Linked DNA regions of Mus musculus: region 1 is linked to region 2. Evidence: chromatin contacts called from ENCODE Hi-C or POLR2A ChIA-PET data. All regions are on one chromosome and are shown on one strand. Each heading gives the region's core, a stretch centred on a gene start or an enhancer-like site at or near the end of the contact. The rest is flanking DNA. Distances are from core to core; before and after follow the strand shown. Region 1 holds the start of Srebf2 (sterol regulatory element binding factor 2). Region 2 holds the start of Tob2 (transducer of ERBB2, 2).

Evidence for each region. Hi-C counts contacts between places; a loop is a spot of excess contacts on that map. ChIA-PET counts read pairs that join two places held with the same protein, here RNA polymerase II (POLR2A).
Region 1: a loop to region 2 is called in a map of T-helper 17 cell, with 1.8 times the contacts of the local background. The contact joins the promoter of Srebf2 here to the promoter of Tob2 in region 2. A Hi-C loop is called at or near these places in 2 of 37 maps with a recorded cell type or tissue (both T-helper 17 cell). POLR2A ChIA-PET finds 5 or more read pairs at or near these places in 3 of 5 experiments (Patski and embryonic stem cell).

Annotation. Positions count from the first base shown.
Region 1 is chr15:82,143,446-82,150,286 of GRCm38, reverse strand. It overlaps Srebf2 (sterol regulatory element binding factor 2), which reads right to left and starts at 3,018. Exons shown (of 19, transcript NM_033218.1): 1 at 2,797-3,018. The coding sequence starts at 2,884.
Region 2 is chr15:81,856,820-81,863,575 of GRCm38, reverse strand. Tob2 (transducer of ERBB2, 2) reads left to right here and starts at 5,250. Exons shown (of 2, transcript NM_020507.3): 1 at 5,250-5,640.

The DNA.
Region 1 (6,841 bases), core at 1,769-4,268, 290 kb before region 2:
CAAGAGTTCTACTGTTGAGCTGCCCCTCCCCCCTCCAGCATTCTTTTTTAGTTTGAGATGAGGGTCTCACTAAGTTGTTTGGGCTGGTCTTAGAACATGAGGTGACCCCTCTGCCTCAGCTTCTGAAAGCTGAGATGGCTTATGCTCCACTGTGCTCAATTGCATTGTCTTTGTGGTAGTAGGTATCAAACTCATAAATTTATGAATTCCAGGCAAGCACCCTGCCATGGAACTATATTTCCAGGTCAGTGACCATTTATTTTACCCCAAAGAAATAAGAACTTAGGGCTGGTGAGATGGCTCAGTGGGTAAGAGTACCCGACTGCTCTTCCGAAGGTCTGGAGTTCAAATCCCAGCAACCACATGGTGGCTCACAACCATCTGTAACAAGATCTGACTCCCTCTTCTGGATTGTCTGAAGTCAGCTACAGTGTACTTAAACATAATAAATAGATAAATCTTTAAAAAAAAAAAAAAAAAAAAGAAAGAAGAACTTAAAGAACGTAAAGCTCTCCGACTAAGAAGAGACCCTGTTGGTCTTGGACTCACAGCTCCTTGAGCTCCTGAAGGCAGCCATGAGACTTTTAGGCTTCCAGTTACAAAAGTGCATTCATATCACCTCTCCTCTTCCTCCTCTTGGATGCACATGGGCTGCTCACCCTGATCCAATCATGGAAACTATACCTAATACCGTTTAGTATCCTGTCCCAGGTACTCATACAGACATTCCATAAACAGTGAGCATTCTCACTGTCCCAAGGGCTGTTCTCGGTGCAAAGAACAGAGGGAAGAAAAAGAAAGGTGGTTTGTCCCCTTGTCCCGTCGTACCACGCCCCCCGCCCCTCCAGTAACCTGCTCAGGAGAACAGAGGGTTCAGGGGACACTTCCAACTAGCCCGGTGTCCTTAGCTTTGTTCAACTGGTTCTTCTTGTCTTTTAAGGTCAATGGCTATCTCCTTGGTGTGATCTTTCTGGTAAACTAGCCTTCAAGGAAGCTTTCCCACCTCTGACTTGCACTTGCTGCCCTAGGCACATACAAAACCCCAGGTGGTCCTAAAATTTTCCGTGAGACTTAGCAATCTATAAGGTTAATATTAACCGCTAAGATGATTTAATAGACTGAAAACGCAGACAAATAAAGATCATTATAAAATGTAAGTACAAAAAAAAAAAAAAAAAAAAAAAGACCAAGATGAATTTTCTCTTGTACCTGCTGGCAGGCAGTTTTAGACATCCTTACTGACTAGGGAACCCTGGGTATGCTAATGAACAGCGCTGGGCTTCAGTCCCAACAACGGTGAGGGGAGATGGCCAGTCTGACATCCATCTTTATCTGACAGGGCTGTGATAAGTATTGGGAACCTGTGTGAGTGCTTAACACTTTTATCTTGTACCTGGGTGCTCAAAACACTTTAGCCACTCCCACGTTCCAAGGAGTAACCCCTCCCATTCGTTAACCTATCTTAGTGTTTAGCGATCCTTGGTGGAAGAATCTGTGGTTAAAAGTGGAACTTCCAATACACGGGCTTGTCACACTGTCTGGATGACCAAAATGAGAAGTAAGGGCGAACCCTAAGGGAAAAATGCTACAAAATGCTACAAAAGCAAAACAGGCACCTGGCCAACACCTTCTTTAAACAACTGTTGTCACTCCTTTCTCCACGAGAGAACCTTCTACCTGCTTCTTCGCCTGCGAAGCGAGGATGTGGCCATCACATCTGCCTGCAAGGTTCTAGATTCTAGGTGTAGTAACATTCCATAAACTGAGTCACTGCCTAGGAGTTCTGGACTCTCTAAAGTAAGTGACCTTAAACGACACCTCCGGCAAAACTGAGCGATACCCAATTCAGCGGGATTGAATAAATGAACTAACGCAAAGTATTTGGGACTGAGAACTTCAGAAGAGCCCTGACTACTGAGAATGACTTAATTACTAGCCTATTTTTCTTAAAGGTGGAGTGGAAAGAAACTAATAGTGGCTCAGAAACAGAAAGAACTGGGCTTTGTTAACCAGCATGATGACCGCGGGCAAGTCTGGGACCCTCTCCAAACCTTCCTTCCCGTGGCTGAAAAGTGAGAGAATTTTAAGAGAGGTTCCCTGGGCTCCTACCAGTTCTTCCACTTCGCTGTTAAGGCCGCCGAAACAAAGGCCACCAGCTCCCTAGTCTGTACCCGAGGGGCCACAACTCAAAATTCTTGCTGCTCAACTCCCTTTGCAGTGCGACAGCAGGAGCGCCCGGGTCTCCATCCAAGGCCGCCGCACTCTGCGGTCTCTGTCCACTCCATCAGTAACTTGCTTTTTGCAGCTGTTGCCCAAAGTTTTCCAGAGCGCCCGCAGACCCGGCTGTCAGTCAATCCCGAAAAGAGCGGGGGCGTGGGGGAGCCGAGCCCGGGAGCGCAGTCCGGGAAATCCCGAAGCCGCTCCAGTGGCCAGGCAGGGAGTGACAGGTGCGACGCGGGACGCCGGCGAAGACCGGACAAACCAGAGCGCGTGTGGGCGCGCGAGGGAGGCAGCCGCCTCGCTTTCTCCTCTGGCGGCACTCGCGACGCCCCCAGCCCCGCTTCGGGCCCCGCGGCGCCCACGACTCCTCAGCCACCGGGAGCCCTGCGTCACGACCCGGGCTCAGACTCTGGAGCCAGAAGAACTGGGAACCTCCCGGGCAGCCCGGCCCCCGCGGGTTCCTTCCCGCGCACGCCGGGGCGATCGCGGGGTGGGCGCACGCGCACCCGCGAGCGCCGCCGTAACCCCTTCCTCCCCGCGCGCCCCCCGCACTCCCACCCAGCCGCCGCCACTCACCGTCGATGTCCCCGAGAGTCAGCTCATCGCCCAGCTCCGTGAGGGTCTCCATGGTCTCCAGAACGCCCAGCTCGCTGCTCTCATCCATCGCCCAGCTTGGCGCAGAGTCCCCCGTGAGGTCCAGCTCAGGGAGACGCGGAGGCGGTACCGCCGCCACCGCCCATGACACCCGACAGCCCCCACCTGGTACCGCCTCACCGCCCCGTGCCAACCGCCGCCATGTTTGAGCTGCGCCCCGACTCCACGGAAGGGGCGGGGCAGAATTCCCCCGCCCCGGGCCGCGCCCACTGCAGCCCCGCCCCGAGCCTCCGCACCCCCAAGTTTGTTGTCAATGGGACCAGGCTTGCATTAGCCAATCGGCGCGCGAAGCGGCTCATGGGGTGATGGTGCGTCATCGATCAGCAGCTCAGATTTGCATAGCGGGACTCCGCCCCTCACGGCATCCAAGCGCCAGCGGAGAGTAGCCGCCGGGTCCTCGTCCCAGCCTTCTTCTGGCTTAAAGGAGCCGCTACTTTTCCGTTGGATCAGCTCCAGGAGCAACTTTGTCGAGAGCCCGGAAATAGAAGGGTTAACGCACCGCTGTCCGGCGCTACCTTCTACCACCGCCCCCTTTACTCTAGGAGCACATTACGTCATCTCCCCAGTTGCCTCTTCCCTCCCCCTAGCTCTGGGTAGAATCATAGTACCCTAACATTCTGGGATAGGCTATCCAGACCCTAAGTCACACTTATCCCATCCGAGACTTAACAGGGTCTTGAGATCACCTGAGTATTGTGAACATTTTACAACTGGCCCTCAATTTTGGGAAACCTCGATCATTCTAAGGCCTTCAGACAAGGTCATTTGTTCAATGGTCTCTCCAGGTGAGGCCCCACTCCTGCAGTCACCTCACTGCATCATCTTACAGGTAGTCGGTCACACTGCACACAAAGGTGCACGCTTCCAAGAACTTATCCGAAGAAACAAAAAGATTAGTGTTCCGAGGAATGCTATTAAGTACATGTATTCAAAGACATTCATCACAAAGTTCTCTAACGGGAAAACAGTAACACAGTAAGGCATCAGGTACATAAATTACCTCCAAACAGTAGAATATCAGGGCATCGTTAAAAAAAAGAAATGCTGGAATGGACATCTGAGAAAGGACCTAAGTGTATACTGAGAGGAAGAAGGTTTTCATGGCATACATAGGAAGAGCTTCTTGTGAGTCTGAGGCAGTTGTTCTTAGGGGGTCAGAGCTGAAGGCTCTGTGGGGAGACCTGCATATCCAATAAGCCACTTCCTGCTCCTGGGCTGGCTAAGCAACTGTTTGCTGATAAGCCTGGTTTGTCATCTTTAAAACAGCACAAGACCACAGTTGTCATTGTCACATTTATTTGATTTCCGTGGCAAGCAAACAGCTCTTAACTTCTGGGATGAAGTGTTCCAGCAGGCTCTGAGGGGGAAAGGGTCTCCAGTGAAGGTATTGCAGCTCTGAGAGGGAAAAAGATCCTGGCAATCAGGCGCCTGGGAATACCCACAAAGTCACATCACAACAAGTCTCACAGGAGAGATTTACTGGGAGAGGCGCCTCTGCTGGGGGACAAGAAATAGCAAAGAACTGAGCAAGAGACAGGGTTTCTAGGTGGGGTTGGGGAAGCTGTCCAGAGTGGCCTGAATTTTTTTTGTGTGTGTGAAACCTTGCCTCAAAAAAACAAAACAAAATCAAATCACTAAACAACAAAAACAAAACAAAACACACACACACACACACACAAGACAGACTAGCCAAGGAAAAGTAAAGATAAGATGAGACTAACAAGGGGCTGGATATCACGACTCTGGCCTGGGGCCAGCAAGATGGTTCAGTGCGGTGCTTTTGGCTAAGCCTGCTGACCTGAAATCAACCCCTGGGACTCACATAGGTGGAGAGACCTGATTCTCAGAAGTTCTCTGACCTTCATGTGTGTGCTTAGCAACTGGCCTGGGAAAGGACAAAAGGAGGCTCATTAGAAATGGTAAGGTGGGTGGGGGGAGGTGCTAGAGAGATGGCTCAGTTGGTTAAGCACTGACTGCTCTTCTAGAGGTCCTGAGTTCAATTCCCACCAACCACATGGTGGCTCACAACCATCTGTAACAGGATCTGATGCCCTCTTCTGGTGTGTCTGAAGACAGCTACAGTGTACTCATATAAATAAAATAAGTATATCTTTAAAAAAAAAAGAAATTGTAACAGGATGGCCACCACACTGGTCCCACACCTCAGCAAAAAAGACATCTCCCTCCAGCTTTGTCCACATAACTGAATGTCCCTTCAGCTGGCACCTAGCTCCCACTGGGATGACAGCTTGTCACACTGTACAAGCTACTCCTCAGGAGCTAGGTTGTTATTCGAAGAGACTGTGCTAAGTGACTGTTACATCCAGATACCTACCATGGATTGGTACATCGTAGAAATATTTCTCATTGACTTCCTCTGAGAGCTTTGCCTTCAGGCGTCCTCCACCATCTTTCAGATGTTACTGCCTCTAGGAGGCTCTCCAGTTGGACTAATCAAGAGTTTAGCTGGAACGAGCTGAAACAGACATAATGATGGCTGCCGGTTGGTAGTAGGGCAGATGCTAAAATCTAGAGAGTTTGATTGTCCAAGAAGAAATGCCCAGAAAAGGGAAGCTAGGTCAAAATACCTATTCATCTAAAGAAGAGAAGAAAAAGTCTAAAAGAGAGGATAAACCCCATGAGGCTCACCCTTAGAAGTCCTCGACATATCTCTGGAGGGCAGAGGAGAATGGAGGACTGCCAACCTGAGAGACATCTAGTAATGGTTAGAGACATTTTTAGCTGTCCTAGCTGGGGGACTGCTCCTGGCATCTAACAGGTGGGGACCAGGGATACTTATTAAATATCCTACACCACTCTGGATAGCCTCCTCACACAACAGCTCAGAGGTCCAAAATGTCATCAGCGCCACTTTTAAGAAGCCTTCCCTGCCTTAAGAGGTAACTAGGGGTTTCCCAGATTCCCCACAGTGCCACAGACTGGACTTGGAAGTTTAGGAGACTGGAACATCCTAGACTACACTATCGCAGATGCCATCGTGAGCACCCCTAGCAATGGCCCCTGGCCAGGACACTAGGAAACAGACAGGCTAGTTACCTAGGTCACTGCCACTACAATAAACATGCAGTTGTTACACAACTGAATTCCTGCTGCTGAGTAAGCTAGAGAAGCAAGCGCCTTCCATCAGGTGTTGTGTGTTTCTGTCTTCTAAAGCAAGCTGCCCGTCCACCACCTTTTTTGAAAGAGTGCCTCCATGTGTGGCTGGCCTGGAGCTTGCTATGTAGACCAGGCCAGCTTCAAACTCACAGATTGGCCTGCATCCTGAGTGCTTGGGCTGCTGTGTGCCTGCATAAGGCTCAAAGGTGGAGTTCCCAGAACAAATGACCACAGCAATCAACACTGACAGCGCACTCAAGGACAGAAGAGGCAAGCAAGACAGCTGCTTATTTCTTTGACGTTCCAGATGGAAATCCTCGGGCACTTTTGAGGAAAGAATAGAATCTATCAAGTTAGGCACTGAGATCAGAGAGGGGAAAGCCCAAGAAAAAGGCACCAGATGGACTGGACATAAAAGGAAAGAGAGACCCGGGTCCTTCTCTTACCCTGAACACAAGGGGCACTCCACAAATCAGTGAGATTAAAAAAAAAAAAAGAAAAAAGAAATTCAGAAAAGGCAAACTGCCACCAAAATTCCAGGCATTGCCTGCCTGCAGGGCCTTTTCATAAATACTTATTCTCTCTAACATCTGAGTATTCTGGGATGGAGAACCCAAGAAGGGCGCAATCCTGATGACATTAGTGATAGAGGCACAGCCTAGGCTAGTCCCAAATTGGCCTTCCCAGCACATGCGACTGCGTCCTTTAACACTTTTTTTTTTTTTTTTTTTTTTTTTTAAGATTTATTTATTTTTATTGTATATAAGTACACTGAGCTGTCTTCAGACACTCCAGAAGAGGGAGTCAGATCTCATTACGGATGGTTGTGAGCCACCATGTGGTTGCTGGG
Region 2 (6,756 bases), core at 4,001-6,500:
CTGGCAGTCAACCTGAGCTAGGAGAGACTATCCAAAACAGAAAGAAAAAAAAAAGAAAACTTGCAAATTCATCCTTGAGAAAACATTGTGTACAAGCGTAATTTTAACCAGAAACATAAAATTCTGTGAAGATAATAAGACACCACTCAGGTGTGTATAACCACAATTATGATAGACTTAATTCCTCATTTTCATTTTTGAAAGAAAGCACTTGCCAAGTGTAGTATCAAACATCTTTAATCCTATCATTTGGGAGACAAAGGCAGGCACGTCTCTGAGTTTGAGACCAGCCTGATATACAGAGCAAGTTCCAGGACAGCCAGGGCTACACAGAGAAACCTTATCTAGAAAAAAAAATAATAATAATTAATAAAATAAATAGAAGCTGGTGAGGGGGCCTCCTGGGTTAAGAGTACTTAAACTACTGGAAAAGTCTGGGTTCATTTCCTAACACCTAACCAAGCAGCTCACAGTCTCCTGTAACTCCGGTTCCATGGGATCTCACTCCCTTTTCTGGCCTCCATGGGCACCCACAGGCTACTCTTTTAGATCAGGGTTCAATTCTTAGCACCCACATAATGGCTCACAAACATCTGTAAATCCAGTTTCCAAGGAATCTGATGCCTTTTTCATAAGTAAATCAAACACACACACACAAAACCAATATACAGGATGGCTCCTGTAAGTTGCCCTCTCATCATACCTGGGATTCATACCCAGGACAAACAGCTGAGGTGCATATTTAATGTACTAAAGTAGACCTGGCCTCCAGGTTCTCCCAGTCTCCCTCAGTTCCTACCTGGCATATCCTTCCCTCTACCCTGCACTTTCCAGCCTAAGGGCTGGGCTTCCCCCGCCCACCCTCAGAGGCTCTTTCCTGTATAATCCAGACATTTTGGTCTCTTCCCCCTTCCCCTTCTCTTTTCTCTCCCACTCTCTGCATATTCTCTCTATTTGTGTGTGCACACTCTTTCTCTGTCTTCCCTCTCCCCTCTAGCTCCTCCCCAAGGCCACTTCCCTGGCCTTTTTCCTTGGCATTAATGAACCTTCCTCCTGAGAGCTGCTTCCCACTAAACCTGCCTTTATATATATACTCTAATCTGGCTTGAATTGGTTCATTTCGAGGGCAGAGAAATAACTTATCAATCACATGTGGACCTTGACAAGTGAGCAAAGAAATGTTCACACAATTTTTTGTAATAAAAAATGTATACAAATATACTCCTATGTATGCATACACTGGAAGACATATATCAATTTACAGCTATAGTAAAATGTACCAACATAGATCAGAAACTTTATCCACGAGATAAATGATCAGATGTTGACCTTGGCCTTCCAATCGCAAGTTTTTCTCAATCTGGGTCCCTGTGGGTGGGGGGTGTTCACACATCCACAGACTATAGTCTGACATATTTGAGCTGTTTAGGGGGACAGGGTTTTGCCATGAGCCAAAGAAATTATGGAACTCGCTCTGAGGCCAGTCTGACTGCATCTTGTGATCCTGTCTTCACATTTTGAGTGCTTTGACAACAGAAGTGGGCTCCTATTGTCACATGCCGGGTAGCAAAAGCTACACACAACACCCCCACTTAGCAACTTGTAAATTAAGAAAATTGCCAGGGAGTCAAACTGAACTGGCTAAACTTCAGACAATGTATTTTGACCTGTAGCTTTTTAATAGTAGCTTCAGGCTAAGATATAAACGTGAACGATTCTTGGCCTAGAAGTAATTTTCCTGGCCCCTCAAAAAAAATTATTTCCAACACCCAGATACTTGATTCCTTATTAACCCAATCCCCAAGTGGCCACCCAAAGAGCTAAAAATATTTGTTTCTTTGAATACTGCCTTTTGGTGTCTTAAGAAAAAAAATGAGCCAGGTGGTGGTGGTGCACGCCTTTAATCCCAGCACTTGGGAGGCAGAGGCAGGTGGATTTCTGAGTTGGAGGCCAGCCTGGTCTACAAAGTGAATTCCAGACAACCAGGGCTATAAAGAGAAACCCTGTCTCAAAAAAAAAAAAAAGAAGAAGAAGGAGGAGGAGGAGGAGGAGGAGGAGGAAAGAAAAAACAAAAAACAAAACAAAACAAAAAAAATGGTTTGGGGGCTGGAGAGATGGCTCAGTGGTTAAGGGTGTTTGTTACTCTTGCAAAGGACCTGGATTTGATTCCCAGCACCCACATAATGGCTCCCAACCATCATAATCCCATTCCAAGGGGTCCAACAGGCACACATGGTGCATATATATGCGTTTAACCAAACATTCATATGCATAAATAAAGTAATAGAAATTGAAAAACAAAAGAAAGTTTTGTTCTCTTTTTTACCAGGATGGACTTAGAGTCTCTTTCCCACACTCAGATTTTGTCACTGACTGTCCTTTCTTCTGCTATCGGTGGCAGAAGATGGGAAGAATCCAACCACGATACTATTGGGTAACTTTGAAGAAACAATCTAACATTTTCACCTCAGTTTGTGTGTATGAAGTTGTGACTCGCCTCAGGTTAATTGAGCCAATCATGAGCAGCTCTGCTTGTCCCTAGCGCCAAAATATCTGGCAGGACTTGCTTTGCTCTGAGAGGGGAAGTTGTTCCCACCCTGCAGTCGCCAGGGCTGGCCTCTGTGAAAGCCTGGTGAAAGCCCGGTGCCAACCTTTCACAAGACGTGTTTACTCAAATAGGAGGGGACTCTGGAATGCTGGAGTAGTAATTCAGTCTACAATTAAGCCCTGGCAAGATGAAATTACACATTGGGGAAGAGAAGAAGATTCCTCCTTACCACATAACTTGAGGCAGCAGTAATTAAGGATGATCGCCTCGCTCTATTTTATCCTTTCCTATTTATAGGCTCAACCTTTCCTCAAAACTCCCATTTACTAAGGAGACAGGATTTTTTTCAGGTTTTTTGTTGTGTGTAAACCTGCCCAAGGCTGATTCAAATAAAAGCACGAATACACAGAGACTCAAGGTCTTCCACTTGTATCTGCATTTTCTTTTTTAAAATCTGTATAAGCATTTCCTTGAGATACTCTTTGTTCCAGCTCATCCTAACCTTTTTCATCATTCTGTCTTGGAATATTTCTCATTGGGAAATGCTCACCAACTAGTGTTTATAGGCTGCAATTTGGCTAATTTTTCATGATGAAAAATATAAACTGTTTTGCAAATTCAGGTATTTTTTCAGAGAGGGAGACTGACCTATTTGAAGCAGGATTCACACACAATATTGATTAATCACAAGATTTCCATGTTTTTAGAAATGAATAATCGTGTTTGTCAACGTAAGAATATTTGTTGCATTAAATCGAAAACACACAGTGGGTGGCAGAACCGGGATATAAACCCACCTATTTCTATGGCCGCCTCTAATGATAGACTACAAATACCAGCTTCCCTTGCGATACCAAAGGGTACAAACGTTTGCTTACCAGAAGCTGTATCTAAAACCCAATCAGACGTCTCTCTCTGCTTGACGGCCAATGGGAGGGCTGTTGCTAACATATCTGTTTTATTTTTAGCTTTCATCCTTGTGGGCGGTCTCATGGCATTAGATGGAACACTGGGGGTGGGGGGGTGGGGGCAGGGCTGCTAAAAGGGAAGGGTGAAGTGAAGAGGGGCATGTATGACGCTTGCTGACGCACAAGTAGTCCCAGGAGAAGCCCCCGGGCTGTCCAGCTCGGATTGTGGGGGATGGGACACACGCGCTTAGGTTTCCTCCTGCCATCCTGGCACCGCGGAGTTTGCCCTCCCGCCCGGCATTTCTCTCCTCCTGTCTAGGAAAGCGTATTTAAATCTCTATACCTCCGTTGATCTCTGCTCTTGCCTACGTGATCAAGGAAAATAAAACGCACACAGTTCGTAACTGGAAACTTTCCGATCTCACCGCCCCACGTGGGTTCGGAGACTGCCGTTGCACCGGAACCTTCAGGAACGTGAATAAAGAATAGGGGTTGGCCAGGCGTGGTGGTGCACGCCTTTAATCCCAGCACTCGGGAGACAGAGGCAGGCTGATTTCTGAGTTCGAGGCCAGCCTGGTCTACAAAGTGAGTTCCACGACAGTCAGAGCTATACAGAGAAACCCTGTCTCGAACCCCCCCCCCCAAGAAAAAAAAAAAAGAAGAAGAGGAGGGGTTGTTGAATTGGAAAATAGGCGAACTAAGGCGGGGGCTAGGGGAACTGTACACAAGGCCAGCGGTCCTCCAGCCTAGTCTGATAGTCCAGTTCTCCTAGGGTTTCAACCCGCCACAGATCCTAGACCCCCTCATCGCTGAGCCTGCACTGTCACAAAGCCACAGAGTAGAAAAAGCGTGACCAAAATCCGGGCCCGGGTGCGCCTCGCTTCGCCGCCGCCGGGTGCTGTCGGGCTTAATGAACACCCTGCTCACCTTGCCAGGGCTGGCGCTTCTTCTGCGACTATTGCTAGAAGGAGCGCGGCTCTCATGCTCTCCTGTGCGTGGGTAACCTGCTCCAGAGAGCTCGAGGACCTCAGCAGAGGGGCGGCGGTCGCGCGTGGCCAGCCCTATTATGGTGTTTGGGACCCAACTTTCCGGGCTGGGAGTGCATGACTAACCGGTGCTCCGCTCTTTTTTCTAACCCTCGATCTTCTTGCACCCTTCCCTTCCCTTCGATCTTCCACGTCCCCACCAGGAGGGCGACACTGGTAAACTCAGGTTAGCCTACACTCAGATCCAGAACCTTCCTGGAGGTGGCATCGTGCCACTGTCTCCCCAAATTCAGAATGAACAAATCGGAACCGGGGAGTTCAAGTCACGGGGACCGTCAGAACTGAAGAGTCATGCCGTCTAGGTCTTAGGGAACTTTGAGAGCTGGGGCTAGGGTTTGGAGTTCTCAGGGCCCCGGTGATGCCAGCAACAGCCACTGTGTCCCAGGCTACTTCCTAATGGCCTGTTGTGTTCCAGGTCTGTCCCTACCCTCCCCGGGGTTGGTCTACACCGGTTTAAAAAAAAAAGAAAAAAACGTACATGGCGAGCTCAGACTGCTTTGGAGTCTTAAGAGAAGAAATCCGGCGCTAAGGCGCTCAGAAGGATTCCGAGGGTGAGCAGCCCCGCTGAGGACGTGGCAGGGAGGGGTCTAGAGGAGACAAGGTGAGAAGATCGCTATTACACTTCCCGCAGAACCTGGAATCCCAACCTACGACTGGGCTGCGAGGGGTTAAAGATGCCAAGGGAGGAAAAGTAGTCCCGGCCCCGCCCCGGCTGGGCGGAGGGACGCATCACGCAGGGGTGGGGAAAGCAGATTCATGCGCAGGGTTGCTGAGGGTGAAACTTTTCATTGACTTTGCTCACTTCGGGCCCAGGCGCGGGAAGGTGCAGGTCGTTGAGACTGAGTGTCGTGGGAACCGAGAGGCCAGAAGGACAGGACCTGCCAGACGAGTACATCCAGGGCTGGCCTCCATCCACCGCGTGACGGGTGCCATCCTCGGGTCCGCCATCCCCGCGCCGTCGCCGCCGAGCTCGACCTCCAAAAACAGCGGAAAGAATCACATGAGCTCGGTCCTCGTCCCTCTCTACCCTCAAACGACGTAAAAGGACACCGTGGCCCTCAGCCTCGCGGTGCCCGGGAAGCTGGGAGAGAGACCTCCGTCCCGCGGCCTGCAGAGCGGACCCTTCGTGGAGACCCGAGTGAGTGCGCGGGCTTGCGGGCGGGGGACGCCCACACTGGTCCACTCCCCTGCTGCCCCTCTCCGGATCCGCCCCTGTTTCGCTCTCCATCACTCTCTTTGATCCTGGGGTACCTAGTTTCGAGTGCGGCCCTCTCCTAAGCGGAGAGCGTTTCCTCCTTGACCTCCTTCCCCATTTATTCACGCCTCACTCGTTATGTTTTCCTTGCCCCCCCCCCCCAGAAACCAAACTCTGGCCAGAGTTAAATAAATTATGGGAAGGGAGGGGATTCTATCTTTATTTTTCGGCTGCTTTTCACGTGTGCGGGGTGGTGATTATTAACACAGTCTGTTTCTGTCCCTTTGGAACCTGTGAGATGGGAAATTTGGACATCCCCTTCTTGGTGACAGGGCCGGTTAGTGGAGAGTGCCCTTGGGTTGCCGAGCAAGAACTCATTGCAGGTTGAGCTCTTTATATACTTGTGTAGGCGGAAAAAAAAGTACCCAAAGAGCCTGTCGGATAGTGTATTAATTGTGTCTGATCTCTTCTATTCCTAAACTTCCCCTTCTGTCTGAGGGGGATGTACTCCGCCCTTGACCAAAAATCTAAGGAGGGAAAAGGGAAAAGCCATCCCCTCCCCTGGGAGCAACCAGAACTTCACACAGCAGGCTTTGGGATCAGCAGACAGGGTTTCCGGTGCCAGTTCGGTGTCTAACCTACCCCCCCCCCCCCCATCCACCCTAACCTATCCACCCTGGCCTGGGAGTGGGTTTGGTTTCTCTTTGATTTCTTAACAACAATAAAAATCCTGTTGCTTGCCTGAGCGCCTACCCCCAATGCCTCACTTAAGCACTGGGGAAAACAGCTGGTGTGGGAGGCAGGATTAGGGAGGTTTAACACCCTGCCGGGGAGGGTTGCTGAGGATCTGGTAAGTCTGGTCCTAGGGTAGGCCTTGTAATGGGGAGGAGACTCAGACTTTCTGAATATTGGATGATGCCCGGGTTTCAGATGTACGGATTTTGCTTGCCTGCCTGGGAACCTTTCCCCATTTCCTTTACCTGGGTCTGGTTTCTCAGATTTGTATTAAAAGTGGGGTAAGGCTTGGGCACTACCGGCTTCGGGCTTTATTGTCGACCG